Regions from separate parts of the Mus musculus genome. Here region 2 is linked to region 1. A link is a loop called in an ENCODE intact Hi-C map of the cell type or tissue named here. Cell type or tissue: gastrocnemius. All regions are shown on one strand. Links, peaks and the distances in the headings refer to the core of each region. The heading gives the core; the rest is flanking DNA.

What was found. Peaks named below come from ENCODE experiments on the same cell type or tissue, not always from the same donor. Only the 100,000 strongest peaks of a DNase experiment are listed, where the experiment ranks them.
Region 2: it touches region 1 in a loop (6-fold over the local background); 2 of 42 quality-filtered maps call a loop at or near these places.

Annotation. Positions count from the first base shown.
Region 1 is chr12:9,890,898-9,907,629 of GRCm38, reverse strand. No RefSeq gene overlaps it. Among named protein-coding and RNA genes, the nearest start is that of Gm33734, 20 kb to the left of the region's middle. In gastrocnemius, for the core only: a CTCF peak has its summit at 9,133; no DNase peak of the experiment used is centred there; H3K4me3 peaks cover 563 bases; H3K27ac peaks cover 1,800 bases.
Region 2 is chr12:9,830,779-9,847,510 of GRCm38, reverse strand. No RefSeq gene overlaps it. Among named protein-coding and RNA genes, the nearest start is that of Gm22845, 26 kb to the left of the region's middle. In gastrocnemius, for the core only: no CTCF peak of the experiment used is centred there; no DNase peak of the experiment used is centred there; H3K27ac peaks cover 852 bases.

The DNA of each region.
Region 1 (16,732 bases), core at 8,125-10,624:
AAGCAAATGAGAAACTGAAGTTCTCTTTATTATCAGCTTGGCCAATGCCAAGTAAACACAGTCAGAACTCTCTGGTACTGTGTCTAGGACACATGGCATTCTCTCAGATCCCAATCCAGACCCCTGACTCTAACTGGAATATCTTATCTTGCCATCTTAGCATCCTTTGGGTTTCTCACATGGGACAGGAGACAGGGGTAATAAATAAGGAAAGCACTACATGGAAAAAGAAATAAAATTAACCTGGAGACATTTCAGAAACAGGGTCTTTAAACAAGACAACAAACAAATAAAAACCCAGTTCTTCCATAAAAAAAGTTATCTCTCATCACCAGGCAAATAGATCCTAGACCTGTTTCATAAGTGACAGAAAGGAAGGAATTGTAAGTCCCAATATGAAGTCCAAAAGGTGGGCAAATATTCACATCCCAGGTCTGCCTACCTGATCTAGATAAGTGATTGAGTAGAAACAAAATTTTAACATACAATGAGTTGCTTTACCTCTAGTTAAAGGGGACCCCACCACACAAAATAATTGAATAGTTTATAAATTTATTCTCTGGGTAAAAGAGTAAAGACTGCTCATTGCCAAATGGTCGGCCCTGAAATGTATACATAAAAGTAACATTATATGGTCTGAATAAGTATATATATGCAATAGCAATTAATGAGAAGAGGACCATAAATTTCATAAAATCAGTTTGGAGTATATGGCTGGGTCTGAAGGAATATTAAGGAACAGATAAATGTTGTAATTAAATTACGATATCAAAACTAAAATAATAAAACAGGTGTAAAGATCAGGATAAGAGAATGGAGGAGTTATTTTCTGAGTTTCTGTAACTATCACAATTCCATTCTAAGAAGCACACAGGTCTGGGCTCATACCTGATAGAGTTCAATGTTGGAAGTAATAACTTCACCTTTCTAACCCTTTACCTGGAAAATGGCAAAAATGGCATCAGTGGACCAGAACCCATCAGGGATCACAATGGCACCTATGGAGAGTGAAAAAGAAGCCATGGAAACATAAGTTTTGTAAAAATCTCATTACTCATAATGCATGTGGAGGTTCTCTGCTTCCCTAGCTTTTGTTACTGCCATTTCCAAAAAGCTGAGGTGTTATGTGAGAACTTCACCATTAATTTGAATAATTTAAGGAGACAACTTGATATTTTTCTATTAATCCTTACAACCTGACCTACAAGGAAATATCTGCATAACATCTGCAACATCTCTATAAGGTTTCTTATTTTCAAATATTTTGACCAACAAATCATAATTGGATGGACTAATGGAATAGAGTATGAGATTTTAACTTATGTGTAAAATATGCAGTGGATTGAATAAATGAGATTAATTAACATATCCATCACTTAACCTATCTATCTCTTTTACAGGCGCTTATTTAAAATGTTCTTATTTAAGTGATAGCTGAAGCATGGCCACACTGAGAAGTTATTCTATCATCTTCCAGAGATCTTATTCATTTTTTATGAGATACAATAATTGTCTTCTTAGGGCAGTGAATCTGTACTGTGATATTACAATGGTGGAATCCACAATGTTTGAGTCAATAATTCATTCATTTCCTAACACCAAAAGAGTAAAAGAGAAAATTGTTGATGTCTGATATTGTTAAGAATTATTCAATATATTTGACCAGAGGCTATACTTTGATTTAAGTATTACTAAATTCATCTTATTCTGAGGAAAATAAATGAATAGAGTTTTAATTTCATTGTTCAAAGACATATGGTCAATGGCAGAATTGGCTTCTACAGCTTGTTCAAGCAAATGTTTTTTTTTCCAAAAGGCCCACATAGGTTTCCATACATCAACAATCTCTCTGGAGAGGCATTCCATAATGAGCTGACACCTGAGGACAGGTATTGTACTCATTAACTTCATCTGTTATACTTTTGTAAGACTGAGGTAGATTATGAGAGAGATTCTTGAAATAGGAAGTTTAGAGTATCTGGTGTTAACAGCAACTACTATTTGGGACAGACTTTTGAACCTTAGAAAGCTCACAAAATTAAAACAATATTTAAAACAAAAGAGCATTACCATAATAGCCAAACACCCTGAGTTATGTAATGCATAATCTTTTCAAGAATTCTACAAGAAAACGAAGAAGGGCAACGGGAATATGTCTGTGCAGATTCACAGAATGATACTTCATGGAGGAAAACCCAAGGAAAGGGGCTTTCCCTTCTCTATATTCACTGGGCACCACTCATATGTCACACCATTTAGGCTACTCTGCAACAGTAAAATGACTGGTCCACACAGAAAGCATTTTTCATCTCTCTCCCTAAGTACCAGTTACTTTGCACATATCTGTTTATTTTCTTTCCAGAAACAATCTCACTAGTGAGGACTTATTTTATTTCCTCCTGATTTCTCTTCTTCTCTCTAAAACTTTGCTTCTACAAGATCAAAAAATGTGTCTGTTCTGTTCATTAAAATCAGGATCCAAAGGAGATTTGATGAGTAATTGAATCCATTCAGCATTGGCATAGTTGCTCATATTAATCTCTGTTTGGTTACATTTACTGAAGTGGTCCTCTTCAGTCCAGCAGGATGCTCACTTATGAACAAGGGAGCACAGGTCTCCCATTGGAGAGGTTTCCTCACACTGCTCACCTTGAAATAAGGCTTGTATTTTCATGAAGAGACAGCTATCCATATAACTCGGGTCCTGTGGTGCTCCGTTGAGACTGGGTTTAGATCTGCATGTCTGATTTTGTGAGTTTAATTGCTGATGACCTCAGGTTGTTAGGAAGTCTCCTTAGAATCTCATTCAGCTTTCAGCAGAGCAGAAAATATCGATGAGAGGGCCATTCATTACCCCTCTGATCCTATAGGAGAAGGAAACGCCAGGCTTACCTTGAGCTGATTCACGGTCCTATCCAAACAAGGCTCTTCTATAAGAGGCATCACAGAAAAGACACTGAGGATACCAGAGCCAGATAGAAGGCCCAAGCTAAACAAGACCATTTGGTTGTCTTATAAAAGGTAAAAGTTTAGGAAGTTCTAAGAGATATGGAGGAAATATCTGAGGTCCATGCCTTAATCAAATGAGTATTTTAGAAACAGTCCCTTTCTGTTACTATAGTTTTAGAAGACTGATACCTCAGAACTTACACAAATGCAACTCCTTGAAACTAACTAAAGGAAGCTTCAGTGTTAAGCAACAGCAGGTACTAAATTTTGGGGAGTGCAAATTGTGCTTTCTTTTCTCAAGCACATTTTGAAGATGCATGGCACATAAATCATGTGTGTGTGTATGTGTGTGTGTGTGTGTGTGTGTGTGTGTGTGTGTGTGTAAATTTTCTCAGCCAGGAAAGCTTATTATGTTTCCTGATGATCAATTTATTTGTTCTAATGCTATATTATGCTCCAATCTCAAATCCTATGAGGTTCTTTGTTATGCATAAATTGTGCTTTTGAATAGAATTAAATAGCCATGCCTAGTTTGACAGAGACAGACCCTGGTTTGGACAGTCATTATTTACTGTTCAGAGCCATCTGGATCCCAATTTCTTGTGGCTGATACATTCATAGTTCCCCTCTATCTTACATTCTCTCCCCATCAGCTTGATTGTTTCAAAGCTCAGTCTACCATCTGGTTCTGCACTCGTATTCTGGGAGTATACCACAAACTGGGCAGCTTAGACAACAGATGTTTACTGTCTCAAGAATCTGTAGCTATAGCTCCAAGATCAAGGTGCTGGCAGTGCTGTTGCTGTCTTCTGAGGGCTGGGATGGGGTCTGTTCTGTGTCTCTTGCCTGTGTCTGGTAATCACTGGCAACCGTTGGCATTCCTGAGCTTATAGGCACATCACTGAGATTTCTGTCTTCATTTGCACATGGATTTCTGTGTGTGTGTGTGTGTGTGTGTGTGTGTGTGTGTGTGTGTGTGTGTGTGCATGAATGCATGCATGTATGCCTCTGTGCACCCAAAGTTTCCCTTAAGAAAAATAGTCATACTGGATTGGATTAATGCTTACCCTAAGGAGCTCATACTAACTCATAAATGGAGTCATATAAGCAAAGACCCGATTTCCAAGCTAAGTCACATTCAAAGATGAGAGTGATGGAGCTGTATACTTACTGAGAAAGAATAATTCAGGCCATAGCAAGTTAGATGGAGAAATTAACCGCCACAGTACTGCCCCTTTCTACCACCCTAATGATCCTTAAGTTCACTTCCCAGGCCTCCCTCTTCAGTTGCTACTATCACATATTTTATTTTTCTTTTACACAATTGAAGTAACTCATAGAAAAGGGTTTTAAATTTTAACTAGTCAACTAGTGGTAGACATAGAGTAGAGAGAGAAGAAGGGCTTAGAGCAGTGGTTCTCAACCTGTGGGAGGTCACATGAAGGTCACAGATTTTTCTCCATATCAGATATTTATATTAGGATTCATAACAGTAGCAAAATTATAATTCTGAAGTAGCAACAAAAATAATTTTATGGTTGGAGGTCACCACAACAGAAGAAACTGTATTAAAGGGTCTCAGTATTAGGAGGGCTGAAAAGCACTGGTTTCGAGAAACCAAACAACCTTCAGAGGCACATCACCAAGGACCAATTTCCTCCAACTAGATCTCTTTCTAAAGGTTTCTCAGCCTTCTAATAGTGCCACATTCTGGCAATCAGGTGTCCAGTACATGAGTCATCTGGGTGGGGGCATTTCATATTCAAACACAGCATACCTTTTGTTTATAAATTTCTATCACCATTTTCTTTTTAAACCAGAAATTTAAATTTTGTTCTTAAAATATCACCAGATAATATTAGTTTGATTTTTCATCTGATAAAAAGAAATGAGTTGTTGCTTTCCTTTTGAGGATATCACCAACTGAAACTCTGGGTGAATTTTCCTCTCCCAGAATTGGGGTGAAATTGTGGAAAGCACTGAGGAGTGTCCTCAAAAGATAATGCTCTTTGTCCTATATACTCCACGGTCTGGCGTACAATACAGAAACCAGTAGTCCAGCAAAGTTATCTAGACAAGTGATTTCTTCCCTTCAGTCATATTATTGTACGGATTGCCACATGGCAAGCATATATGAAGCCGCACAGCGGAAGCACAGGTTGAGTTTGAATAGGAGACTGTGGCCAGTAATGTCCATCTAATAGACATTGGCTCACTCCAAATGGCTGCAGCAGGGCCTTGGTCTGCCATTCTTATTTGTTGTGTGCGTGGATGCTACCTTTTGTCTCTAACGCTGACGTACTCAATCAGCAACTACTACCAATAGGGCTTTCCTAAACTCTTTCACATTCCAAATGCAGCATCTGAGACTCCATAAACAGGAGTGAACTAGTAGCAGTTTGAAGTTGTCATCATTGACAGCTTATGATTTATCTTAACTCTCCCTCGCCATTTGGCCATGACTTTAAGTAAACACTTTCTGTCTTCCTCATGTTCATGTTACTGCCACCTCCCACTAATAAGGGAGACTGCCAAGAAAAGCATCCAGACAGTTCATTTACCTCCCAAACTTGCCTGAGAGTAGCTTCCCCAGTTTAGACAAGGGGCAATCCAACTACTGCACATTTTCAGCAGATGGAACAATGCTTCCCGAAGTGTTTACATTAACATTATTTGCTTTCAGAATGTGTGTGTAACAAATGGGTAGTTGAATGAAATATTGTGATGCAAACTAAAGACACTAGAAGTTCAGGCAGGCCATTTATGGTGATCGATGGAGATGCACCACTTTGCTTTCTAAGAAGCCAGAAAACCCCAGGCAGACTTTCTCCGTGAAGTCTTTGGCACCCTCGTATTCTCTCAGGTGACTAGAAACTTAGTTCAAATTCACCAGAACTGTTCTTACACAAAGCATGGGGCTCAGGGGCCCCTAAAATTGAGCTCAGTAGTCAAAACTAGATGATAGGAGTCAAAGACAGAGTTTCCTATACTGGATAGCAGCTGGTCATAAGAACCATCCCTGCATTTTCCGTGGATAATCATGAAGCCACCCTTAGTTGAATTTGAAAGTTCTTCCTCAGCAAACTGATGTGGACAATATATGTGTCAGCCATCCTGAAATGTCTCATGTCTTGCCTACATCAAGCCAAGGTCATGCTGAGTAGCAAAATGTACTCTGTGAAAGTCATCATAGTGATGTTTATACTCTCCATACAAAACCAATGTGCAATGCTCTGACATGACTAATCGTAGCGTATATAAGAAGTAAGAAAATTCCTTCAGTTTCTTTGGATACTCCTTCCTCAAACACAGACCCTGAAGCTTATAGCAGGTGTATTCATAAGGGATGGAAAAATCTCAGTGAAGCATTTTAATGCTAGAGTTCTATATCAAGCCTTGCATTTATTCTTTAAGAGTTGTTAAACTAATGTGACAAGCCCCTGTGCAGACTATTTAAAATGATTTTTAATCGTTACATACTTAGGACTCTTAGCTTGCAAGGCATTAAGTCTTGTTCCTTAGGAGTGCCTTGAAAGCTTTCCACACAGCTCTCCCATGGTGCAGAATGCTAGCACATGTGTATGAGTAGATCTGGAAGGATTTTCTCCAATTTTCTTGCAGTCACTACTAACGTAGCCTAGATGTTTATGTGTTCTGTGGTATATCAGAGGACAGCAAGGGCACGGGAAGGTGGGGCTGAGCTGTTGCATGAGTGTTCCTCTCATGACTAGGTTGGGTGTTATACAGACAGATGAAACATCACAGGCTATGCAGGTCAAGTTCTCTGAGTAGTCTAAAGAGAAAGTAGGAATATAAGTGGAGGCTCTACGCATTGTCTGCTAATGTGTCAGCAGAGTACTGTATCTAGCAATCTAGATTGATATGCTCTCTGTATCTCTCTGCCTATCCACCTCTTTGTCTCCCTCCATCCTTCTCATCCTTTCTTATTTCTCTCATTTCTTTTTTTAATTAGGTATTTTCTTCATTTACATTTCAAATGGTATCCCAAAAAGTCCCCCATACCCTCCCCCCCCCACTCCCCTACCCACCCACTCCCACTTCTTGGCCCTGGCGTTCCCCTGTACTGAGGCATATAAAGTTTGCAAGACCAAGGAGCCTCTCTTCCCAATGATGGCCGATTAGGCCATCTTCTGCTACATTTGCAGCTAGAGGCATGGGCTCAGGGGGGTGGGGGGGATACTGGTTAGTTCATACTGTTATTCCACCTATAGGGCTTTAGCTCCTTGGGTACTTTCTCTTGCTCCTCCATTGGGGGCCCTGTGTTCCATCCAATAGCTGACTGTGAGCATCCACTTCTGTGTTTGCCAGGCACCGGCATAGCCTCATAAGAGACAGCTATATTAGGGTCCTTTCGGCAAACTCTTGCTGGCATATGCAATGGTGTCAGCGTTTGGAGGCTGATTATGGGATGGATCCCTGAGTGTGGCAGTCTCTAGATGGTCCATCCTTTCATTGAATAGCCAGAAACTGGAAAGAACCCAGATGTCCCTCAACAGAGGAATGAATACAGAAAATGTGGTACATTTACACAATGGAGTACTACTCAGCTATTAAAAAGAATGAATTTATGAAATTCCTAGGCAAATGGATGGACCTGGGGGATATCACCCTGAGTGAGGTAACCCAATCACAAAAGAACTCACATGATATGTACTCACTGATAAGTGGATATTAGCCCAGAAACTTAGAATACCCAAGATACAAGATACAATTTGCAAAACACATGAAACTCAAGAAGAACGAAGACCAAAAAAGTGTGGACACTGCTCCTTCTTAGAATTGGGAACAAAACACCCATGGAAGGAGTTACAGAGCTTTCTCTCATTTCTATTCCTTCAGTGAGTTATTAGAAATATCTTTTTCTAGGAACTGCTTAGTAACTCCTCAGAATCCAACATCCAAGCCAAGATCTCTTCATTCACATTTCAATTGCTTCCTCCCTTGTGTTATTCTTTTTAGAATGATGTCAGAAGTGTTATTGTGCCAGTCCCTCTGACTGGTCTACTAATTCTACATCACCATGAATCTGCAGAATCATGTTAGGTACTAGCAAGACCACTGTATGATTGGAGGAGGCAAGGAGTAGGGCTCAATGATCAGAGGCCAGTGTTCCATACCTGGACATATGATACTGTAGCAAATGGTTTTCCTGAGAGTGATAGACAAACAAATGGTATCTTTCAGTGTTCATGTGACATGTTTTTAAAATAGTTTGAATATTGATATGAAAAAGGAAGAGGTGAAGTTTCTGTACTTATCAAATGAAGGTCATATTTGAAAAAGGAAGATAGATATTACACACATCCCTTCCTCCCAGACCCAGCTCCGCTAAACCTAGCCTCATGTTCTGATTTATCCAACCAGCATGATCACTATGACCACCACGACCACTATTTCTCTCCATCTTGATACAGTTCCTACATGAAAACTCCTAGGCAGCCAGTGCTAGTTTCATGGGAAACTATGCTACAACAACTGACTACATTATTTGTGTTTGAATACCAACTCATTTCAGTTCCCTAAATTCTCAGATACATAGAGCCTTACATGTAAAAGTCATTATTAAAAGCCATTTATAATCAACTAATCAAATTCTGTAAGAAAATCAGTTATGCTTTTCTTTTGCAGGATAATATATACCCAAACACACATGCTAGTGCTTAAGATTCATACAGATATGCAAGTAGATGTTCAGAACAAGAGCAAAGGAAACACACACACAGACACACACTCACACACACACACACACACACACACACACACGCGCGCGCGCGCGCGCGCGCGCGCGCACGTGATAGGTTCATGAGTGGACACAGTGACCCAGAGACACAGGGCTCTAGGCTCTCAGCTCAAACTATGTCCTACCCTTGCTGACATCATTGCCTTTGCTCAGAGCTCCTGGCTTTGCAGACTGGGCTCAGTTCCTCTGGGCTAAAACCAAGTGTGGCCTGTCCTGTCATGTCCAAGTTGAGCTGTCCTGGACAGGATAGGGCAGTACAGAGCCAGCCAGGGCAAAGCCACAGATGGGTTCAGGTGTCAGGTTCCACCCAAGTGGAAGCTCCCCTTGAGGAGGATGACTCAGACTGTGCTGTACTCGAGTTACTTCAGCTTAACCGCCCTGAAATGGCCTTGCTCCCCTGGCTGCTGACCACAGCAGCTCTCCCAATCTCCCTAGCACCAGATGTGTGGCATACATTTCAGCTTCAGCCCAAACACCAGGGCCTGCTCTCCACAAACGGAGCAAGAATCAGTGCTTCCCCAAGAACTCAGAGAAGAGGACACTAGCATCCCAGCCTTGCTCGGAGGCATCCACAGGTACCCTCGGGGAAGATGTCTCTGTGGTCCTTCAGGCTAGTCTCATTTATCTTCTAGAGCCCGGGATTTTTGCTCACAGAGTGGCCATTGTAATGACACCCTCAGTCATGACATTTACACCAGGCACAGTGTTCATCTGTGGTGTGAGCAACTCTCACAAGTTCATGTCACAGGCACTTAGAGGCCACTTGCCATGTGGCTGGCTCTGCATAAGGTGCTGACGGCAAGAAAATAGCCAGACCACATCTCCTTCCGGAGAATGTAAGTTCTGCTTGGGGAGTCAGGACAGTGAAAGAGGAACATGAGAGATGCCTGAGCTTCAAACGCCTGTCTTCATCTCTACATGTGTGACCTTGGAGAGTTACCCCAAGTCTAGAAACGCTTCCATTTTCCCCTCGGCACTAAAATGGGAAAAGGGGTTTAATTCTGTTTACAAATTATCTAAGATTCTGTGATAATAATAGTTATACCAAAAGAGTGTTTATATACGGAAGCTGGATTTCCGAATTTTATAACTGTCTCTGGAGGTCTTATTTTTATATTTTATTTGATGTAATATTATGTATATAAAGAAAGAATGCATGATGTGATTGAACTGTAAGAGCCAGGTATTAGCATTTTTAACCATTTCAATGAATGAGATCTCAGTTGTAAGATTTTTATCCAACATGGCAGAGAATAAGAAGAGGAGCAACCTGTGGCATGAGTTCTCATTAGTTCCTTATACTTATACCTCAAGGACAAATACTCATCTTTATTTGGCCAAGGTTCAAAACACACCAGGTTTTCATTACCAACACCAAATATTGCACCATTAATACCTGTAACTTCATCATTACCAACACTGTCTTCTCTCCTTCTAACAATTTCCACTATTGTCTCTATAATTTCTGCCTTTGTGAATACTACCAGTGCTAGGTTCAAGATCATCATCAGTAGTTCCAGCACCACTATGCTTACTCCTATCACTAACACCCCTTTCTACATCCACTATTTCTACAATCTACCATTATTATTTCATACACCATCAATGCTACATTCAAGATTTCCACCATCACCAACACTATCCATACAACCACCCATTATGCCAACACCACTACCTTCATAACTCTCATCAAAAATACCACCAGTGTCATTTATATCAACACGTCCTTTAGGCATGGTTGTGTGTCTGATTTTGTCTTTCAGGGAGCCAAAGTCTCAAAAATGTTAAATTGTCTCTCTGAAGTCTCAGGACATCTAAGTTCCAGAGCAAGGACTTAGCATCAAGTACATTTGGACCTTGAACCTGTTGCATTTCATTATGTCATTCTTTATCTTGTCCACATCTTCCCCTATATACTGAGAAGCCATGATTTATTTTCTTCTCTAGAATAGACAATTGGATGTATTTCACTGTTTTCTGTTGACTGCAGATGGGGTAATAGCATTTTTCTGGATAGCTTTGCTTGAAATACTGAAATAGCAAGACGGTAGAAAGACACTACAAGAAGGCAAGAAAGACAAAGCTTGAATGGGGCCTCAAATGTGGAAAGGTCACATATAAAATTAAAATGTGTCACAAGAAGCACCTAAATTATGGCTCTGAAAAGCATCAGACTTTCCAGGTGAAGATGAGAAAAGGGCCATAGCTTTCTTCCTGTGAGATGGTATATAGGGTTTCTGGCCAGAAGTGTGGGGTTAGCACTCAACGCAGGAGGACTGATAGTTCTTTGAAGCCTAGGCAGCATTTCTAAGGAATGCCTTGGGAGAATCCCAGACTTCAATAATGAGATGGAAAGGTTGCATATATTTTATTTTGAAAGCTTTTTATTTGCAGCATTAAAATTATTTCTGTCATAGGTTAGATTGAAATGGAAATTTGAAATTCAACACAATACATACCTATTTCATACACACACACACGCACACACACAAACATGATACAATGCAAACACACAGAAAGAGATATACACACGAACACATGGAGTAAAGTTTGTGTCAGCCAACACATACAAGTCAGCTTGGAGAATGCCTTTACATTTTTTTAAAAATACTCCATTGAAATTGAGATGATTTTTATCCAATTACAGGAAAACTTGTTTTATTAAGTGTATATATCTATACCTGGAAAAACCATCTGCCTACTTAATCAACAAGAATGCAGTTTTTTAGTAAACTTTCCACAAGTTTAAAAAAGGCATTAATAGGACATGGGCCTAAAGTTAAGAGTGTTTTCTATACTGGAACATCTGGATGTCTGCATTGCTTAGAGGCAATCAAAGTAGACATGTACCCCAAAGAGGCTTAGGAGTGACAAAGTCACTAATCCAAGTGCAACCCCAGAAGGTTCAGGTGCCCTGTGTGTCATTTACTCTATTTAGAAGTCATGCTGTAGAAACAGGTACTCAAGGTATGCCCACAGTTCACCTTACAGGACTATCCACAAGAAGGTTCTATGAACTTACATTTACTAACACTAATTGGGCAACAGACTCATTATCTAAATGGAAGCACTGTGACTGAAAACAGTTGCATTCTTTCTTTTTTAAATTTTTTATTAGGTATTTTCCTCATTTACATTTCCGATGCTAACCCAAAAGTCCCCCATACCCTACCCCCCCCCACTCACCTACCCACCCACTCCCATTTCTTGACCCTGGAATTCCCCTGTACTGAGGCATATAAAGTTTGCAATGGGCCTCTCTTTCCACTGATGGCCGACTAGACCATCTTCTGATACATATGCAGCTAGAGACACGAGCTCTGGGAGGGGTACTGATTAGTTCATATTGTTGTTCCAACTATAGGGTTGCAGACCCCTTTAGCTCCTTGGGTACTTTCTCTAGCTCCTCCATTGGGGGCCCTGTGATCCATCCAATAGCTGACTGTGAGCATCCACTTCTGTGTTTGCTAGGCCCTGGCATAGTCTCACAAGAGACAGCTATATCTGGGTCCTTTCAGCAAAATCTTGCTAGTGCATGCAATGGTGTGAGCGTTTGGAGGCTGATTATGGGATGGATCCTCGTTTATGGCAGTCTCTAGATGGTCCATCCTTTTGTCTCAGTTCCAAACTTTGTCTCTGTAACTCCTTCCATGGGTGTTTTGTTCCCAATTCTAAGAAGGGGCAAAGTGTCCACACTTTGGTCTTCGTTCTTCTTGGGTTTCATGTTAAAACTCTTCCAAGCAATTTCTTTTTACATATATTTAATTTATATAAATGAGTAGACATAGCCCACAAACTAGTACTCATGATGTTAAAGTCATTCTCTTTGAAGCTTAGATCTGTTTTCCATATGGAAATGATACACATATTAGAAATGGTACACATCTTGATCAGAGAGACCAACTGGTTGGCAAGTATCTCTAAGAAAGGATGCTGGCCTTGCCCTTCTATTCCCCAAAATGTGAGGCTCTCTTTGTAGCACCAACCCCCTAAGTCAACACTGCAGGGTGATTTTTTTGGCTCCCTTTACCTCCTGGGAAATGAATCTAAAAGTTTTATTCATAGTATTAATAACTAGTAACTTCAGTGCCCAGGGTTGGCACAAAAGCTGGCATACTGATAATCACCTTTGGTCATGCAGAATGAGTAGCACAGAATGCCTGTGTCCCACCCTCTGAGAGGCCTTTGCTCTCCTGCCGAGTGAACTGGCATCTTTCTTTGGCTAATTGCAAAGGATGAATTTCTAAACCAGGCATCGATAGGCTAGGAGCCTTTACTGTGCCAGCTTCTGTGGGGGTAATGGACTCTGCTCTGCTCTGAAGAGAGCCTTTGGCATATACAAAGAATAGTATATTTGTAAATCACAATCACATGAATATGAAGGAAAACACCATGTTGGCCAGCCCTGCCCTTGGCCTGTGGGATGGACAGACCAGTAAACAGTGGACTAGACAAGAGTCATCGGTATCAGAGCTGGTAGGGAGCTCAGCCTTCTCAATAAAGCCAGGTCACTGGTGGCTAATAAAGGAAAGGTGGCTTCTGGAAGGCTTCATAAACATTGTGTGACATAATAAATCAGTACTAGCTTTAGTCTTGGCATCTTTATGTTGCTCCATGGTTCTCCATTTTCCTATCAAGGAGGAGCAAGGATGTTTGTCAGAAAGGAGAAACACATAAGGCAAAGGAAGTAACATCTGTGTGCATGCCACACACAGGTTGACCCGGTGAATGGTGACTGAAGCTTTGGATCCTCAGTCTAGCACCCATTAGGTTCACACATCTCTGTCACATTTCAAAGCTTACCAGATCTGTGCTAATATTTCCACCATTCCCAGTGTGTGTAAAATCTCCAGTAATACAGAATGATCATGAATGTCAGAAATGCATCTCCATCACAGAGCTCAGCTCTGGGCAGAACAAAATATCAGCAAGCACACATAAAGAAAACTTGGCTTTAAAAAAAAAAAAAAGAAACATCTCAATATATACTTTTCCATTTCTATAATACAGAAGACCAGAAAGCAGGCTGTGCACCAGAGGCTTGCTGACATTCTGAGTCTGTCTTCTCAGCCTATGCTCTTAATTACTCTTCTCTTACTCTTCTCATTCTTTCTCATCAGAAAATTGGCTTAAGAGCTCAGGAATTTTTTTAATGTTCAAGCAGAGAAATTATCAATTATTTTTCCATTAAAAGACTCAACAATAAAAAATATTTTTTCATGTGTTTTTATTTTGTAACATATTCTTCCTTTGCTTTTGAAAAAACAATATTTGCTCATGATACCATTGTGTTCTGCAATCTTATAAGGATATATAGTTATTTAAATGAGTACATTCCAATGACAGTGCATTGAGAATATATGTACTTTTTTTTTAAACTTATTTATTTATTTTACACTCCATATTTTATCCACTGCAACACCCCTATCCACCCTCCTACTGCTCCTCATTCCACACCTCCCCCTGACAACCTCATCTCCATGTAGATGCCCCCATCCCCACCCCACCTGACCTCTAAAGTCCCTGGGGCCTGCAGTCTCTTGAGGGTTAGGTGAATCATCTCTGAATGAACACAAACCTGGCAGTTCTCTGCTATATGTGTGTTTGGGGGCCTCATATCAGCTGGTGCATGCTGCCTGTTTGGTGGTCCAGTGTTTGAGAGATCATGGGGCTCCAAATTAATTGAGACTACTGGTCTTCCTACAGTGTCACTCTCCTCCTCAGCTTCTTTCAGCCTTCCCTAATTCAACAACAGGTTCAGGACAACTGCTTCTTTCCATTGGTTGGGTGCAAATATCTGAATCTGACTCTTTCAGCTGTTTGTTGGGTCTTTCGGAGTACAGTCGTGATAGGTCTTGTGTGTGTGTGTGTGTGTGTGTGTGTGTGTGTGTGTGTGTGTAAGTGCTACATAGCCTCAGTAATAGTGTCAGGCCTTGGGACATCCCCTTGAGCTAGTGTCCACTTTGGACCTGTCACTGAACCTTAGTTTCCTCAGGTTCCACTCCATTTCCATCCCTGTAATTCTTTTAGACAGGAACAATTATGGGTCAGAGATGTGACTGTGGAATGGCAACCCCATCCCTCACTTGATGTCCTGTCTTCCTGCTGGAGGTGGGCTCTATAAGGTCCCTCTCCCTACTCTCAGGAGTTTCATCTAACGTCCCTCCCTTTCATTCCTGAGAGTTTCTCACCTCCCAGGTCTCTGGTACACTCTGGAGGGTCCCAACAACTCCTACTTCCCGAGGTTGCCTGTTTTCATTCTTTTTGGGGACCCTCAGGAGGGCTTTGCCTGAGCATCTGAGGGAGACATCTTGGATCCCAGACTACACTGAGACTACTCTGCACAGGTGAGAGTGTGGACTACAAAAGCTAACACCTTCTGGGACAGGCAGGAGCCACAGAGCTTCTGAGGCATCCCTCTCTTTGGGCTCCAGACATCTGGGCACCTTCTATGCCAGAGGATAGGTGTCCACCCAGCCTGGGAGGACTTTGCCTGAGCATCTGCGGGACACATCTTGGTTCCTGGACTCCACTGAGACTAGTCTGCATAGGTGAGAGTATGGACTACAGAAGCTAAGAGCTTCTGGGACAGGTCCTGTTTTGGGCCTTCATCTTCTGCCAGGAGGCAAGTCTGAACACCAGATATCTGTGCACCTTCCCTGAAAGAGGAAAGCCTGCCTGCAGAGAGTGCTCTGACAACTGAAACTCAAGTGAGAGCTAGTCTCCAAGGTCTGCTGGTAGAGAATAACAGAATCACGAGAGGAACAAGCTCTAACCAGAGACAACTATAACAACTGACTCCAGAGTTTACCAGATGGCGAAAGGCAGAGGTAAGAATCTTAATAACAGAAACCAAGACCGCTCACCATCATCAGAACCCTGCACTCCCACCTCAGCCAGTCCAGGGCACCCCAACACACCCGAAAACGTAGACCCAGATTTAAAGGCATATCTCATGATGATGGTAGAAGACATCAAGAAGGTCTTTAATAACTCACTTAAAGAAATACAGGAGAACACTGCTAAAGAGTTGCAAGTCCTTATGGAAAAACAGGAAAACACAACCAATCAGGTAGAAGTCCTTAAAGAAAAACAGGAAAACACAACCAAACAGGTGATGGAAATGAACAAAACCATTCTAGACCTAAAAAGGGAAGTAGACACAATAAAGAAAACCCAAAGTGAGGCAACGCTGGAAATAGGAACCCTAGGAAAGAAATCTGGAACCATAGATGCGAGCATCAGCAACAGAATACAAGAGATGGAAGAGAGAATCTCAGGTGCAGAAGATTCCATAAAGAACATCGGCACAACAATCAAAGAAAACACAAAATGCAAAAAGATCCTAACTCAAAACATCCAAGAAATCCAGGACACAATGAGAAGACCAAACCTACGGATAATAGGAGTAGATGAGAATGAAGATTTTCAACTCAAAGTACCAGCAAATATCTTCAACAAAATTATAGAAGAAAACTTCCCAAACCTAAAGAAAGACATGCCCATGAACATACAAGAAGCCTACAGAACTTCAAATAGACTGGACCAGAAAAGAAATTCCTCCCGACACATAATAATCAGAACAACAAATGCACTAAATAAAGATAGAATATTAAAAGCAGTAAGGGGAAAAGGTCAAGTAACATATAAAGGCAAGCCTATCAGAATTACACCAGATTTTTCACCAGAAACTATGAAAACCAGAAGATCCTGGACAGATATTATACAGACACTAAGAGAACACAAATGCCAGACTAGGCTACTTTACCCAGCCAAACTTTCAATTACCGTAGATGGAGAAACCAAAGTATTCCACGACAAAACCAAATTCACACATTATCTTTCCATGAATCCAGCCCTTCAAAAGATAATAACAGAAAAAAAAACAATACTAGGATAGAAACCACGTCCTAGAAAAAACAAGAAAGTAATCCTTCAACTAACCTAAAAGAAGACAGCCACAAGAACAGAATGTCAACGTTAACAACAAAAATAATAGGAAGCAACAATTACTTTTCCTTA
Region 2 (16,732 bases), core at 5,115-7,614, 57 kb after region 1:
CAGAGAGAGAGAGAGAGTTAATGATTTTTCTCATCATTCTTAGTACAGATATAAGTCTTTACATTGTGTATTCAAAAATCAAAATTTATCTTTGTGGATGAAGAATCGGGAAATATATTCCTGTCTGCCACATTTTTGTCTGTTTATTTATTCTGTGTGTCCTTTCACAAGCTCCTTCATAGAAACAATTCCTCCTACGCAGAACTACACACCCAGAAACTTCTTCTCTTTGCTCTGGTGTGGTGATAGTTCAAGCCTTTTCTCCCTTCCCTCAGAGGAATGTCACAGTTCACTGGTCTCTGCATGGGCCAGAAAGCATTGCTATTAAAACAATTTCTGAGAAGACAGGAGTTACCAGATCTAGTCACTCCTGAGACTACTGTGTTCAGAATATTGAGACTCCAATCTATTTGTTTAATCATTGTTTCAGAAATATATCATGCAAACAGACATTCCCTTGGAGCAGCCTTTCTTCTCATTAAAAAAATGAATAAATTTTATGCATAAAATTATGGGAAGAGGTCTGAAGAAATTCATGGAAGACTACTACAGGGGTTGAAGACATGGCCCAGCAATTATGACCATTCTCTAATCTTACAAATGACCTGGGTTAAATTCCCAGCATTTACTTGGCAGCCCACCACTGTCTCTAACTACAGCTTCAGGAGTTTGGACACACAGACACACATTCAGACAGAACACCAATTCACAGAAAATAAAAATAGATAAATCATTTTTAAAGAGACTATATCAGTCACATCCAGTCCAGTCTCAATTCCCAGCTAGCCAGCACTCGGTAGTTATTATGAGATGGTAATAGTTATTGCAAAAGAAATTGTTCACAACAGTACCACTAAAGTCATTGCCTTTTTTTTACCAATAACATGATGTCCATGAAAATTTCCTAGTAGTGTTCTTCTTGTTTGTATCTCAATTCTTAATCCCACCTTTGTAAATATTCAGTTGGTCTGACAACTTGGGTTATCTCAGGATGATGGAGAATCAAACTTTTGGAACAGAAAATAACATCAAAAAACTTGATAAGCTTCCCTGAGCAGCCTGCTATTCCAGAGGTACCTCCATTCTCCAGCTGCCTCTCCTTCACCTCCATCAGACTCCTGAAACATAGAGAAAACCTTCCCTTCTTTAACTCATCTTCCCTTCTCTCTGAGCCCTCTGGTCTAAGCCAAGCTACCCTAAGCATCCCACCATCCCAGGGGGATATCCATTCTCCTGCCACCTCTCTGCCTACCTTCATCAGACCTGAAGCTCTGAACCATACAGAACTTCAGGTCCAGAACCATATAACCCAAGGATACTCATCAGAGGCCTGCCACACCAGGACCATTGATGGTACACCACTGCCCCCAACACCCACTACAATAAGAACACTCAGGAACCAAAACCATTCAAATAGTTAAAGGCCCTCAAAGAACAAAATCAACAAGTGCCAGGGCAATGTGAAAGCTCCAGCTACCCCACTGCAGTAAGCCCTGGATATCCCAACACACCTAAAACACAAGAAATGACCTGAAATTCAATCTTATAAAGATGATAGAAGTCTTTAAACAGGAAATGAATAAATATCTTAAAGAAATGTAAAAAATACGGTCAGAGGTCATTAAAAAGGAAACAAATAAATACCTTAAAGACATATAGAAAAATAAAATTAAACAGGTGAAGGAAATAAATAAAACTATGTAAGGCCTGAAAGTAAAAATAGAAGCAATAAAGAAAATACAAACTGACAAAATCCTGGAGATGGAAAACCTAAGGAAGAGAACAGGAACAACAGACTCAAGCATTGCTAACAGAATACGGGACACGGAAGAAAGGATGTCAGATGTAGAAGATACAATAGAATAAATTGGGAAGAGGGGACCTCAGAGGTAGAAGATGCAATAGAAGAAAGTGATGCATCTGTCAAAGAAAAGATTAACGCTAAAAAAAAGTCCTGACACAAAGCATCCCATCCCAGAAACATGAGATACCATGAAAAGACCTAATCTAAGAAGAATAGGAATGGAAGAGGAGTTCTAGCTCCAAGACCCAGAAAATATTCTCAACAAAATCATGGAAGAATGCTTTCCCAACCTTAAGAAAGAGATGCCTATAAACAGACAAGAAGTGTATAAAACACCAATTAGACTGGACTAGAAAAGAAAATCCTCCTGGAACAAAATTATCAAAGCACACAATCTACAGAACAACAACAACAAGACTATTAAAACGCAGCAAGGGAAAAGGGCCAGGGAACATATAAAAGCAAACCAATCAGAATAACACTTAAGTTTTCAACAGACTGTAAAAGTTAGGAAGGCCTGGGCAGATATTCTGCAACCTCTAAAAAACTATAGATGCCAACCTAGACTACCATACCCAGCAAAACTTTCAATCACCATAGATCTAAAAACAAAGATATTTCAAGACAAATCCAAATTCAAACAACATCTTTCCACAAATTCAACCCTACAAGAAAAACTCCAACACAAGGAGGATAACTACATCCAAAGGAAATACTGGAAATAAGTAATTCCATACCAGTACCAGCAAAACAAGGAACACAGACACAGACATAGACACAGATACACAGACACACACCACCACCACCACCACCATCAAAATAGCAGGAAATAACAATCACTGGTCATTAATATCTCTCAACACCAATGGACCCCAATAAAATGACATAGGCTAACAAAATGGGTGCAAAGACGGAATCATCATTCCACTAAAAAGAAGAAACGTACCTCAGCCATAAAGATAGCATTGAGAGAATGGAATTCTGGGAACCCATGAAGAGTAACTATGTTGACACATCAGCTGCCCACTGCATTTGCCACTTAATAGATGCATTTTCCATTTTAACTACTTCAATGTTTCATTTTGTCCCAAGATTGAACCTTCTACAGTGGCCGTGTTATATAAACATCATTTTTTTTTGTTCTCTAAAGGGAGACACTTTCATTATTAAATATATTAAAATCATTTGTTTTTATTTTCAAAATTAATTTGTATTATTCACCTGTCACCATTGCATGTGTTTGCTGTGCATTGGTTAAGTATATTTTATATTTCTTTCATTATTTCAATTTTGAGATCTTTGCTTTCATCCTTTCCCAGACTTTAATAGGTAGACATCTGGCTTTGATTTTCTTCAATGATTACTTTTAAGGTTTTCAAAAATAATCTTAAACATATATCAATCAGTCTAGTAATGCCCAGATAAAACATGGAGTTGTAATTGGAAAAGCATTAACTGTAAGAATAATCAGACCTCAGTTTAAACCCTTACTGCTGGTAGCTGTGCAATTATTGGATCTATTTCTTGTACTTACATTGAGAGTTTTGTGGTCTATTTATAATGCAGTTATAAAGCCTCAAATTATTGCTACCAGGTTGTATACCAACCTACCAGCCACCTGCCAGGCTGTTCATCCTCGCCATATTACCTCATCTAATGTTGGCAGACTATCCTCCACAGTATCACCATTCTTATTTGAAAGATCAGTCAACTGTGGTTCATGAAAGACAAATGACTTCTTGAGGTCATAGACCTATTAAGGATCACGCTGAGATTCAATTTTTTCTGACCTCAAATAATCGTCTTAACTAACAAAGAAAGACTCTAAAGGGTGTCTTTCTATTATGAGTTCTAAGCTTTGAGTCAAACGTGGTTTCAGAAAAGAAACATTGTATATGCATATGTACAGTCAATCCTCTGCAGTAATATTTGTTGCTGCCATTTTTGCTTCTGATTCTTAAAACATATGTAACACTGTGTTATACCTGCTTTCCCTTCCCTGCTCCCTGTGTTTTCACTGTGCCATGGCTCCCAAACCCCACTAACCTGGTTACCTCAAGTACTAGCCTTTGTAAAGCAGAAAGGACTTGAACCACAGAGAACAGAAAAAGTGTAAGTAGGGATTCGCTGTTCCCAACAACATCACATACTTCTGTAGCTTAGAACTTGACAGTCCTCAAGGGCCCACGTGCTGTAGCTTTTGCCCTCAGCCAGGGGTGCTATTGCATGGTTTCCTTTATCAGGTAGGGTGCAGTGGAAGTAATTTTGATTGTTAGTGTGTTAAGGACACTATTATAACCCCCATATCTTTCTACCTCTTTTTATACTTCCTGCCTGACGTGATACAATCAGTCCTGCTCCAACACATGGTCCTGTCATAATGGACGGTGTTGCCCCAAGGCCAAATGACCATGCACAGAAATGAAGAATTAGAAAGCTAACTCACATGAACAAGCCGCAGGCAACATTTTTCTGTACAGATTCCTGGGGAATGTTGTTATGGAACTGATTCTCAGCTCTGAAGAAGCTTTACATGTTAATACTTAATGTTGGTGTAGTTGTGAGTTTTCATCTCCTGTGTCTCCATAAGAATTTTAGAGGAAATTTGAAAATCCAATTTTGTCTTAATCCCAAGATGCTTGGCATTAAAAAAAAAAAAAAAAAAAAAAAAGAAGAAGAAGAAAAGAAAAAAGCCAGCCCATTTTAATGTGTTAAGTTAAGAATCTTCAAACCAATAGGGCTAGAATTTTGATAGTCACTCTAAAGGAGGGAAAATGCTGGTAATATAATGCAGGGAGAAAGAAACTGATGCCACATGTACTTGGGTTTGGATACTGGCCTCACTAATGGATACATTAGTATCCATTCGTCCTGGATACATGGCTCATCTTTCCCAGCCTCCTTTCACTCAGCTGTTCAGTGGGACCAATTCCTACACTGTCAGACATAATGAGAAAAAAGGCCACAAGCATATTGCAAGTGACAGACAAATGGGAATTTCCACTGAGGTGAGATACACCTTCTATCACTAGCATCCCATGAGATGTTTTCCCTTCCTGGTAACAACCACAATTGCCCAGCAGAGGCAAACTACCCCCAAGGGCCACTTTTTGGCCATCAAGATGTCTTTAATGGGATGCATAAATTGTGAACTACTTAGTTGATTTACACTTTCTTTGCAGCTGAAGAAAAATATTTACTGGGAAGATGAAATTGAATTAAAACAATCAGATTAAGAGGATGCTGGAGGCTGGCTCTCAGCTCAGTAAGGGACACGGTCCTTGGTCTTAAGAGCAGAGGCTTGCCAGCAGCTTGACTAATTTAACAGTAACATGAGGAGGTGTGGCTGTAACCCTGCACAGGGGACCAAAATGCTGAGAAAAAAAATGTTTTCCTCCTCACATGGCATTCATGGAGCAGCTCTGGGGACAGGCTCCCCTCACTCACACATACCCTCATAGATAAGGAATGCGAAGCTTGAGAGGAACAGCATGTGGCTACACATCCACCATGTAGGAAGGTTGAGCTTCCATAACAGGCGGTGACATCTTATAAATAAATAAGTCCTTTCCCAAGGTGAAGTTGTAAGTCAGCCATTTATAACTGAGAGCAGATTTCTTATAAGTGAAATTGTATATTCAGTGATCAGCCTCCCAGGTTGGCCACACAAGGATTTTCAATCCAAAGACAGTAATGTGATGTGCTGCACAGTGGGTGTAGGAACAATACCCAGTTCAAGAAAGCACCATTCTGCAGCCAGATTTCTTGTTTCCCTGCTTGCATTTTAGGTGGTCCATGTAAAGTCACATTACATCTTCTTCTGAACTATTTAGTGCTCTACTTACTTGCCATATAGAAAACTCTTTAAAGGATGTAGATTTCCACTATTGATCTCCCAGCACCTTCTAAGAGAACATATTCTGGCTTCAATTCCTTAATTATGGACAGAAAAAAATTCTGCTTATGTATATTTACTGAATGTGTTTTAAAACTTAATATTTAAATAGCTGCTAATAGTTCTGGAAAAAACGAAAGTTACTGTACAGAATAGACTTGGGAAGAGTAGCAAGCCAAGTTCCTTAGAGGTTCACAACTCAGAGTGCTTTGGAAAGATGTCAAGTTAAAGATGCCTTCTGAATACTGTGTCATTGTCTGTTACTAACCCTTAGTTCTTCACCTAGCATGTATTTGAGTTTTATCACCCTAATTAGAATGTTTAGGCCAGTGTTAAAATATTAGTTTTTAGACTATCTCTTTACTCAATTCCCTGTTGTTGCATGGAATAGTCAGTGATGTTCAGCCTGAATGGGAACACATGTGGCTGAAGAATAGCTACATAAATGACCAAAACCAAGGTTTTATATATATACATACATATATATATATATATATATATATATACATACATACATATATATCTGTGTGTGTATGTGTGTATATGCATACACACATACACACACACACACACACACATATATATTATTGGTTTTTCAAGACAGGGTTTCCTCTTTGTAGCCCTCGCTGGCCTGGAACTCACTCCATAGACCATGCTGGCCTTAAATTCAAAGATCCATCTATTTTTATACTTTCATTGTATAATTCTTGTTCATGAACATTTAAGTGAAGATGAAACGTTTCAATGTCAAGACATTAAATATACCTTGTAGACGTTGCTTATTATTCACAAAAGAGAACAGTAAACCAATGCATAAATATCCAGCTTTATTCTGAAAATAGTAGTAGTATCAGCAGCAGCAGCAGCAGCAGCAGTATATAGAATTATAATATTTACTACTGGAATTAGATCTTAGACATGCACTGACTGTTCTGAGAATTTAATCCTTTTACATATCCTAGTTCTGTGAAACTTAAGTTTAATTTTCTGTAAGGAAAAAATATAACTTTCGAACTATAACCATGACACTAAGGTCAGTAATTTCACAGTGGGAAGACTCCCCAGGAGACTTCTTTACAGAGAAGTTTTCTGTTTGTCCTTGGACATGGAAGGATCTATCTATTCCTCACTTCTGTTTTATCATTCTCAGTGTTTCTCTCTCAGCCAAACCCCAGAGGATGCTTGATATTCCCTGGCAGTCTTTATTCCTCTGAAAATGCATTTTTAAAATCGCCTTTTTGGAGAATTCAAGTAAACTTGAATTATGGTCACAAAGTCTTAAGTAGATGGCTCTGAATTAACACAAGACTGCACTGCCTGCTAATGGCATCTTGGGGGCATTGAGTCTAACTCTTCTTGTATTGGCAATGCGCATTCTGTATTAGTAAAACCAGAAACATCTGAGAGGAAATGACTGTGCAACAAGGGTTCCCAGTGTGCGCCACGGATCTGACATAATAAGTTCTGGTCCCAACTTTGTCTGTTGAGCTAGAAAGCTTGTCAGAGGCCATCAGCTTGCTCTGGATTATTTAATGGCCACCCTCCCTGGTAAAGTTCATGCTGCCCTCTGTGGCACTGAGAGCCACCGACACCAAAGGATTTGGTTTCATGTACTTGAACTTGAGTGACACAAATATTTCAGTGGTGAATCAGTCCTGGAAAGAGAAGGAGAGTAGTTAGGGAGTGTTTATAGAAGACATTTCATCATTGCTAGTCAAACATGTCTCACTGTTGGTTCAGGAGGCTCTGGTATTTTCCTTCTTTGAAGGGGATGCTAAGAAAGCCAATAGCTTCCAGCCTGTAGTTCTGCTCCGAGAAAGAGCAATGGCCATTTGCACACAGGGAACCCCAGGACTAGTTGCTTTGGAATGTTGAAAATGTTGGGGAAATAATTGTATGTTTTTCCTCTGGGTGGGGGGACACAAAAGCTGTTGGGTGCAAGTAAAGTAGAACTAAAGCTGCTTCTAGAGTTGGAGCAGTGAAGGGAGCCGCTCCCTCTGCCTCATAGCCTGGAAAAAGTCAGTGTGAAGACTATCAGAACCTCAGTAATAATGGTCAGAAAACTTGGTTGAAAAACGAGAAGGTTGATTCTTTTGGCATGGGTCATCATAACTTGGACCATATCTCAAGCATTTGTGGACCCAGTGAAGCAATTCATGAAACCTCAACCCTCAGATGAAGATGGGATGGTACCAGTGCCCAACACTTAGGAAGTGTGCAGTCCTTCTGGAGGTGTGGCATTATGAATGACAAGGAGATTCAAGAAGACTGCCCTTAGGAAAAAACCTAGCCAAGCCACACCAGGAAGCACAAACCAAATTAAATATTTTAAGAAAATAAACAAAGCTACTGAGTCAAGCATACATAGCAAGAAAATGGGAAAAGATTGTTTGAGACCCAAGGTTTGAATATCATGAAGCCACATATGTGATGAGCCAGCCCAAAGGAATGAGAATCCTGCAGCTGTGTGTACCCTGAGGCTGTTCTCTCCAGAGCTCCCCCGGAAAGGAGACTTGTGATCCTGCTAGGGCAGCTAATTATACTCTGTTCTTTTCGCCAATGTGAGCATGGCTTGGCTGAGAGTCTCAATCCTGTCTATCGATTGAATTGTTCATATTGTGAACATTTTACTATAAGGCTTCCCAATTTGCTTGCAGGAACTTTAGAGACTGTCTGTTACAACAGAATTTTTTTATAATCAAAACTCAGCCACACAAATATTCCATCTTAAAATTTTCAGAAGTCTGGAAGTAAATAAGTTTATTTCAACACTTTGAATTTAGCAGGATTTAAACTTTATGAAAAAAGATATAAAGTGGGCCCATGTGAGGGTTAAGAATTGATTGTAATGAAGAGAGAAAGAGTCCACTGCACACCAACTGCTGGTAGGAAATAGAGCCTCGGTGGAACTGAGTTCCGATTCTGGTTATAGCTGCTTTAATCTACCCACAAGGTTTTGAACCAATTACCCTTGCCACAACAGAAGGTCCTTCACTAAGAATGATATACTGCCATAACTTTGGCACGTATGAGGGGTCAGTAAGACACATGTTTGCTGTACGAAATCTGTTCAACTTGGTTATAAAACTTTTGTCAAGAATATTACCATATCTGATTACAAATTACTATTGGAACCAAATATCAAAAACTGTGTGTTAAGAATAAGTATACTTTTACATTCCCTGGATGAAGCTCACAAGATTTTCTTCCTTTTTTTCTCTCCCTTTTAAAATTTATTTTTATATACTTTAGTTTTCCTTTATTTTCACAATTTCACCTATGGATACATTCATATGGATACATTCCATACTGACTACTCCCCCCTCCTACCTCCATGCCACCTCTGCCCCACCTACCTTCCCACATGTCTCACTCTTATATTTGTGTCTTTTTTTTTTTTTGACCCACCAAGATTTGTAAGAGCCATCTGTGTGAACACAGGCTTGAAGTTATTTGTCAGAACCTGGTGTGGTAGGCTCAGAAGACAGTACAAAACTACAAACATCTCCCTATTTTTTAATTTCTTTTCTTTTTATTTTATTTTTTTATATTCCAGTCATTTCTTCCCTCTTGGTTCACCCTACACCTTTCTTCAAAAGGCTGTCACCACCTCCTGTCCCTGCCAGACCTTCCCACCCCACGGGGCCTCAAGTCTCTCTAGGATTAGGAGCATCTTCTCCCACTGAGGTCAGACCAGGCAGTCCTCTGCTCTTTATGTGTCACAGCTTCCAAGCAGCTCTTGTATGCTGCCTGGTTGGTAGCTCAGTGTCTGAGAGATTTCAGGGGTTCAGATTAGTGGAGACTGCTGCTGGTCTTCCTATGCAGTTGCTCTCCTCCTCAGCTTCTTCCAGCCTTTCCCTAATTGAACCACAAGGGTTCCCAACTTCAGTCCAATGGTTGGGTGTAAGTATCTGCATCTGTCTCAGTCAGCTGCTTTTTTGGGGCCTCTCAGAGGGCAGCCATGTTAGGCTTCTATCTGTAAGCACACCATAGCATCAGTAACTGTGTCAGGCCTTGGAGCTTCCCCTTGAGATGGATCACAAGAGACTTCTCTGTAGTCAATAGTTCAGCAGTAAAGCGTCGGGCCTTGTAAGCACCCTCCCCCTTCATTGATAACTTTTACTGGGTCTGGTATATTGTGAGCCCAGGGTGTATAACTACAGTTTATGTGAATTGATGTTTACAGCAGTTGTTTCAAGTCCAGGGGATGGCATTTTGAAATCATTTGCTCTTTTCACACTTCCCCCTTCCTCTTCCACAGTGTAGCTCCAGACTCAGACTGGGGATAAGCGACATGTTTAGAGCTGGATGCACATCTGCTGCTTGTTTTCTGCATCTTGGGCAGCCACATATCATTCTCCACTGCTCATTTTAAGAGGGACTTCTTTGATTAAGGCTAAGAGCAGCTTTTGTCTACAGGTAAAAGCATAAGTATTTATAAGGCAGTTGTGCTGTCAGTTACCCATCAGAACTTTGTTCCCCACCTGGGCTTACTACTTCCCCAAACCTGAGTTGTTGGCCAAACTTACAGCACAAGGCAATGGTCTTCCCTCAGTATCAGGGATCTTGAATCCATTCAGGGGCAGTTGGTTATATTCACCACAGTCAAGCTTCTATTGCACAGGTGGTAATACCTTGTTTTCTGTATAGTTTGTATTCTTCTATTCTGTTCAATCCTACACCCTGGTCTCTCCAACTCCCTTCCATGACTCCCTGCCTAAACTTTTCCACCCACAGTGTTCCCCTCTTTACATATGCTCTACTATCCTTCCTTCTCAGAGGGCAGTGCTCTCCCCTTTCATCTCTGTTCCCCTCTTCCTTAGGCATTCAATGTTCAACACATTGTACTAAGGATCTCCAGCTAAGATATTCCCTTGACTTCCTTTTTACACATGCTCTACTGTTCTCTCTGCTTACCACCTTTCCCCTCCATTCCTTGTTTCCTCTTTTACATAGCTACTCCATATTAGACAGATTATACTACAGACTTGTAGCTAGAATACTTATATCAGAAAGAGCATTTGGCTGGTGTTTGTCTTCATATGAGGCTCAGAGAACTTTGCTCAGGATAATAAGAATTTCCATGTCCCTGAAAATGTCCTAATGCATTGTTTCTTTAGAGCTGAATAATATTCCATTGTGTATATAAGCTGCTTCATATCCATCTATTGTTGCACATCCAGGCTGACTTGATTGTTACTTGATTTGATTATGACTTGAGCTATTGTAAATAAAGTAGCAATGAAAATGGATATTCAATTACCCTGTCATAGGGTACATAGTCATTGTAGTATATGTCCAGGAATGAAATACCTAGGTGTACTGGCTAGTTTTGTGTCAACTTGACACAGCTGGAGTTATCACAGAGAAAGGAGCTTCAGTTGAGGAAATGCCTCCATGAGATCCAACTGTAAGGCATTTTCTCAATTAGTGATCAAGGGGGAAAGGCCCCTTGTGGGTGGGACCATCTCTGGGCTGGTAGTCTTGGGTTCTATAAGAGAGCAGGCTGAGCAAGCCAGGTAAAGCAAGCCAGTAATGAACATCCCTCCATGGCCTCTGCATCAGCTCCTGCTTCCTGACCTTCTTGAGTTCCAGTCCTGACTTCCTTGGTGATGAACAGCAGTATGGAAGTGTAAGCAGAATAAACTCTTTCCTCCCCAACTTGCTTCTTGGTCATGATGTTTGTGCAGGAATAGAACCCTGACTAAGACACTAGGTCATATTGCAGGTTTTTAAAAATAAGTTTTTGAGAATTTCATTTAATGTATTTCTATCATTTTTCACTCTATATTCCCTCCCTGACTCCTCCAAGATCCATTTCCACCTCCCCACCAACTCACAACTTTAGCTCTTCTTTTTATTATAAGCCAAAGGTTTCAGTTTTTACTGTTCATATACTCAAGGGTGTGGAATAGACATGTTTTTTTTAATTTTAAAAAATCTTTGGGCTGATTTTCACAGTTATTATACTATGTGGTGTTCTCACCAATAGTGTTTAAGGATTTGCCTCTCATCACATCTGTGCCAGCATTTGTTATTAGTATTCTTGGTGATTACCATGTAGACCAGAGAGAGATGGAAACTTAAAGGTCAATGACTTGTTTTGGATGCTGTGACTGGAATGATATTCATCTCTAAACCAGTTTTCAACCAATAAATTATGATTGTCAGCACTCTTTATCATCTTTTTTTTTAGCCCATCTTTGCTTTCATTTGTGATATATATGAAAAAAGCAAGACTGTTCATAAACATATATTCACAAACATTTGCAGAATCCATTCCACATCCTTTGAGTATTTGTCTCCTACTTTTGTAGAGACAATGTGTTTCATGGAAATTAAGGTAACAATTCATATCCTAAACACGAAGACATTCTTATCTTTGGATTGGATTAATTAGGAAAGAAGAGAAAGCATAATAACCACCAGTATTTATGTGGAGTATACTAATAAAATTTTATATAAGTAGAAGTGTATCAAGAACTAAGTATTTGCAGGTTTATACCAGGGGAATAGGCCATCTTGACATAGGAGAAAGTATTGTAGAAATGGTAGACTATTGACAAAAGAGTGGAGAGAAGAGTATAGCATGAGACTGGAATCAGTTGATAAAAATTCCTAAAGATATTTTGAGGAATATAAATATTTATATTCCATTGAAATGTTCTGATCAAAAAAGCTTTGAAGTAAATGGACCTACTACTGTTTTATTAGTAATATGGAGGGTTTTTTATTTATATGTCAGGAAAGGGCTATTGATGAAGTGTATAGGGCTTACCTAACAGTGTCAGGAAGAAAGGATTTGGGTCTCCTCCATACCTCAATAATATGAAGGTGTGGGAAGCCACATGTGCCGTTACAGAGTGGCACTGACTACTGCTGGCCACCACGCATAAGTTTGGACAAACAACCAATGTGTACATATGCAGTAAAGTTTTTTGCAAAGACACTGCCTGGCCCAGGCATGATAATGAGGTTCTGTAAGGTACTGAGAGTATAACCAATCAGATGTGAGACATGCAAATGAGGTATGATAATGAGGTTCTGTAAGGTACTGAGAGTATAACCAATCAGATGTGAGACATGCAAATGAGGTATGATAATGAGGTTCTGTAAGGTACTGAGAGAGAGTAGCCAATCAGATGAGAAACATGCAAATGAGGCTTAGTGCATAACCAATCCGGGTGTGAGACACGACCCTCCTAGGCCTATAAAAGCAGCACCAGTTCTGGGCTCGGGGTCTTTTCGCCTCTACAATCAAGCTGTCCCAATAAACGTGTGCAGAAGGATCCTGTTGCAGCGTCGTTCTTCCTGGCCAGTCGAGCGCGCGCAAGATGAAGGGAAAGAAGATGGCAGGTGATAGTAATATACCAACTATTAAAATCTCTGGGATAGTCATGGATAATTGAAAAGCAGATATGCTATGAAGCTTGGAGATGGAAGGAAAATGCTCATTTCAGTAGCAAAGAAATAAACTTTATAATTTTGAAATAGAAGAACATCTAGATTGCATTCTAGAGGGCTCAATCGCAAGGAGGCAGTGCTTTCAACTGTACAATGAGTATAAGTGCAGAGGATTGAAACTGTGGTTTTAGATGAAGACGGAGCCTCAAGAAAATACACACTATATGTTCAAAATGCCAAATTTTAAGAAGACAGAAAAAAGAGTCAAGTTTGGAGCCAGCTGTGTCAGCAAACAGGGATATACCAAAGCATAATCAGCATTGGATACAATCACTGAGCTAATTTGAAGCCCAACTAGACAATGAGCCTGGGTCATACAAGTCACAGAAGTGCCAGAAAGATCTCTTCCTCATGGCATGTGACTAGAGCCATGGCAAAGAAATATTTTTAAAGGTCTCTCCTGAGTTACCTGGCAGTTCTAAAATTCTCACCTAGCATGACCAATTCTGAGAACTTTGGGCAAGTGTCAGAAAACTAAGCTCTATCCCCTAGCCCCAAGAATACCTCTAACTACAGGTAGGAAAACCCAGGGTTATAACCACACAGGAGTGGAGTCTGGGCAGAGCCATATGAGACTTACTAGCATCTTAGTTACTTGCTCATTTCTGTAATAAAATAGCTTGGCAAAAGCAAATTAAGGAAGAAAAGGTTCTTTGGGTTCTAGTTCCAGAAGGATACACTCTATAGTGGTGAGGAAGACATGGACACTGGTGAGAAAGGCATTGTGGCAGAAGTGGGGATTTGTCTGATCACACTGTGTGCGCACTCTGGGAAGCAAAGCAGGAACAGGAAGTGGGGCTGGGCTTCAAACCCTCACCCTCACTCGGGCACTCACTTCCTCCAGCAAGGCTCCACCTCCTTAACATTCTTCAACCTTCCCTAACAGCGCCACCACCTGGACAACAAGTGTTTAAACAGTTGAATCAACAGGAGAGATTTCACATTCAAACCAGAGCATCCTGACAGAGCACAAACAGGGATAAGTCAGTGCTTAATTAGAAAGCCAAAAAAGAATATGAAAAATAAATTTAATACAAAACCAGAAAAAATCATATTGAAATGTGGGGAATTAAATCAAATAAAAAACAACGTACAAAGCCTCATTAATAGAGTGGATCAAGTTGAAAACAGGTCCTATAAGGTTTAAAAGGAAGGTAGATGGTAGGAACATTCAGACAGAAATAGAGTAACAAGGTAGGAGTGAATTATGCAATATATGGCAAACTAAGAGAACAACTGTACAAATCATGAGCATAAAAATACAAAATAGCAAAACTATACTCAGTAAGGTCAGAATATAAAATTCCTAAGTCAAATAATGACCTTTTGGATACAGGAGCATTTAAAATACCAATAAGGGAATACAAGAATATATATGAGAAATGATGTATTTTAAGATCTGAAAGATAGTGACTGCCAACCCACATTACTCTACCCAAAAAGCTATCTCTATTTAATGAAACAATAAAAATCACTATAATAAACACAAAATAAAAGAAGCCATGACCATTATCCAGTACTATAGAAAACACTTGAAAGAGTCCTAGGCAATGGAGTGAAAGAATGACATAAAGCACACAAAATCATTGCAAAAACGACTAAATGACAAGAGTTTGTGCATACATTGCAATAATGACTTTGAATATTGGTTGTATGAAATCTCTAATAAAAAGCTATAGACTTGAAGATAGATTAAAAACAAAATATGGTGTTTACCTAACTGTGTCATCTTTAAAAAATACAGACATCTCCAGAAAAAATAAACACAAATTTAGAGCAAAAAGAAGAAAATGATATTTCCAATAGAATGGAATTAGTAAGTAAGCTAATGCAGGGCTACCATGATCTGAAAAAGTATATTTCAAACAAAAAAAATGTCAAAAGAAATAAAGAAATCTACTTCACACTGAAAAAATCGAGAGTTTGTAACAATTCTCAACATATGCATAACAGTCATTCTATACATATACCTGCTCAACTACACAAAACAAACAATATTGAACACAAAGTCAAAAACTGATCTCATCAAAATAACAAGAAGTCACTCAGATGCTCCATTCACACAAATAAATAAATCACCGCAACAGAAACAAACATCTGAGTTAAATGTCACTATATTTTGAATGGACTTAAAGACATCTACAGCATATTCCATTCAAACACAGTAGAATTCATGTTATTCTCAGGAATTTATGGAGTTTTCTCAAATCATGACATATATGAGATGAAAAGCAAGTTTGTAAGTTTCTTCTATCTATCCCTAATAGGACAAAACTGGAAATCAGAAGTGAGAGGTAGTATAGAAAATATACAAGCTAATGGAGACTAAACACAAGACTATTAAAGGGTAAATGGATCACAGAAATCAGGAGACAAAATTTTAATGTCTATAATCTAGTTAAATAAAAGCAGGAGATATCAGAACCTATAGCATATATCAAAAGTGATTCTAAGAAGGACTTTTATAAAATGTGTAAAATTTTAAAGTTAGAGGTCAAAACTATAGGAGCCAGAATTTAATGGTATATCCTGGGGTTCCTGAAAAATAAATTTATATTGAATCCAAGATCAAATCAGAAATCACTCAAATGGAAATGAAACAAGAACTACAAAAAGTCAACAACAAGGAAACAAAAAGATGGTTCTTTGGCAAAATAAACATTTGGCAAATATTAGTCAAAATTACTACAATGGAAAGAAATATGACTCAAATTATTAAACTTGAAGAAGGTAATAGAGACATTACAGCAGATATTGATGCAACTTGGAGGTCTTTATTACAAACTTTGAAAATAAACATTCTAATACATTGAAAATTCTACAGAAAAATGCATTAATTTCTAGATGCACATGATCCACCAAAATTAAATCAAAAACATACAAACAAGTTATGCAGTTCTATAAAAGTCAATGAAATTAAAGCAGTAATAAGAAGTCTCTTGATTTAAGAGAGAGAAAGAGAGAGAGAGAGAGAGAGAGAGAGAGAGAGAGAGAGAGAGAGAGAGAGAGAGAGAGAGAGAGACCCAGGCTCAGATAGATCCAGTGCTGAATTATACTAGACTCAAAGTAAAAATAAGACCCCTGCTTCATAAAGTAAGTGTGAGGAGCAGGTGTGGCGGCAGTCCCAAAGGCGCCAGGGACTGCAGCTAAGTCATATGACTTGCACCTGACTTCCTCATATAAGACACAAACATCTTGAGTGCTGCGCAGGTGTACCAGGATACAGGTGAATCCAATTTGGTGGAGATATGCCCCTGCTGCCCTGATTAGCTGAAGCTGCGTACCTGGTAAGGTGGCGTGGCCTGCTGTGCGTGGATGGGAACTGAGAGTATAAAAGAGTGAGAGGCCCAGGGTTCGGGGGAGATATATAAACAAGGGAGAGATATAAACAAGGGAGATATAAACAAGGGAGATATAAAAACAAGGGAGATATAGAGAAAGAAGAAACAGGACTGAATAAATGTGTGCAGAAGGATCCTGTAGCAGCGTCGTTCTTCCTGGCCTGTTGAGCGCGCGCAACAAGTAAGGAGTTCCATAAGGTAAGGAGAGGAAGGCTATTAAAGTCATTT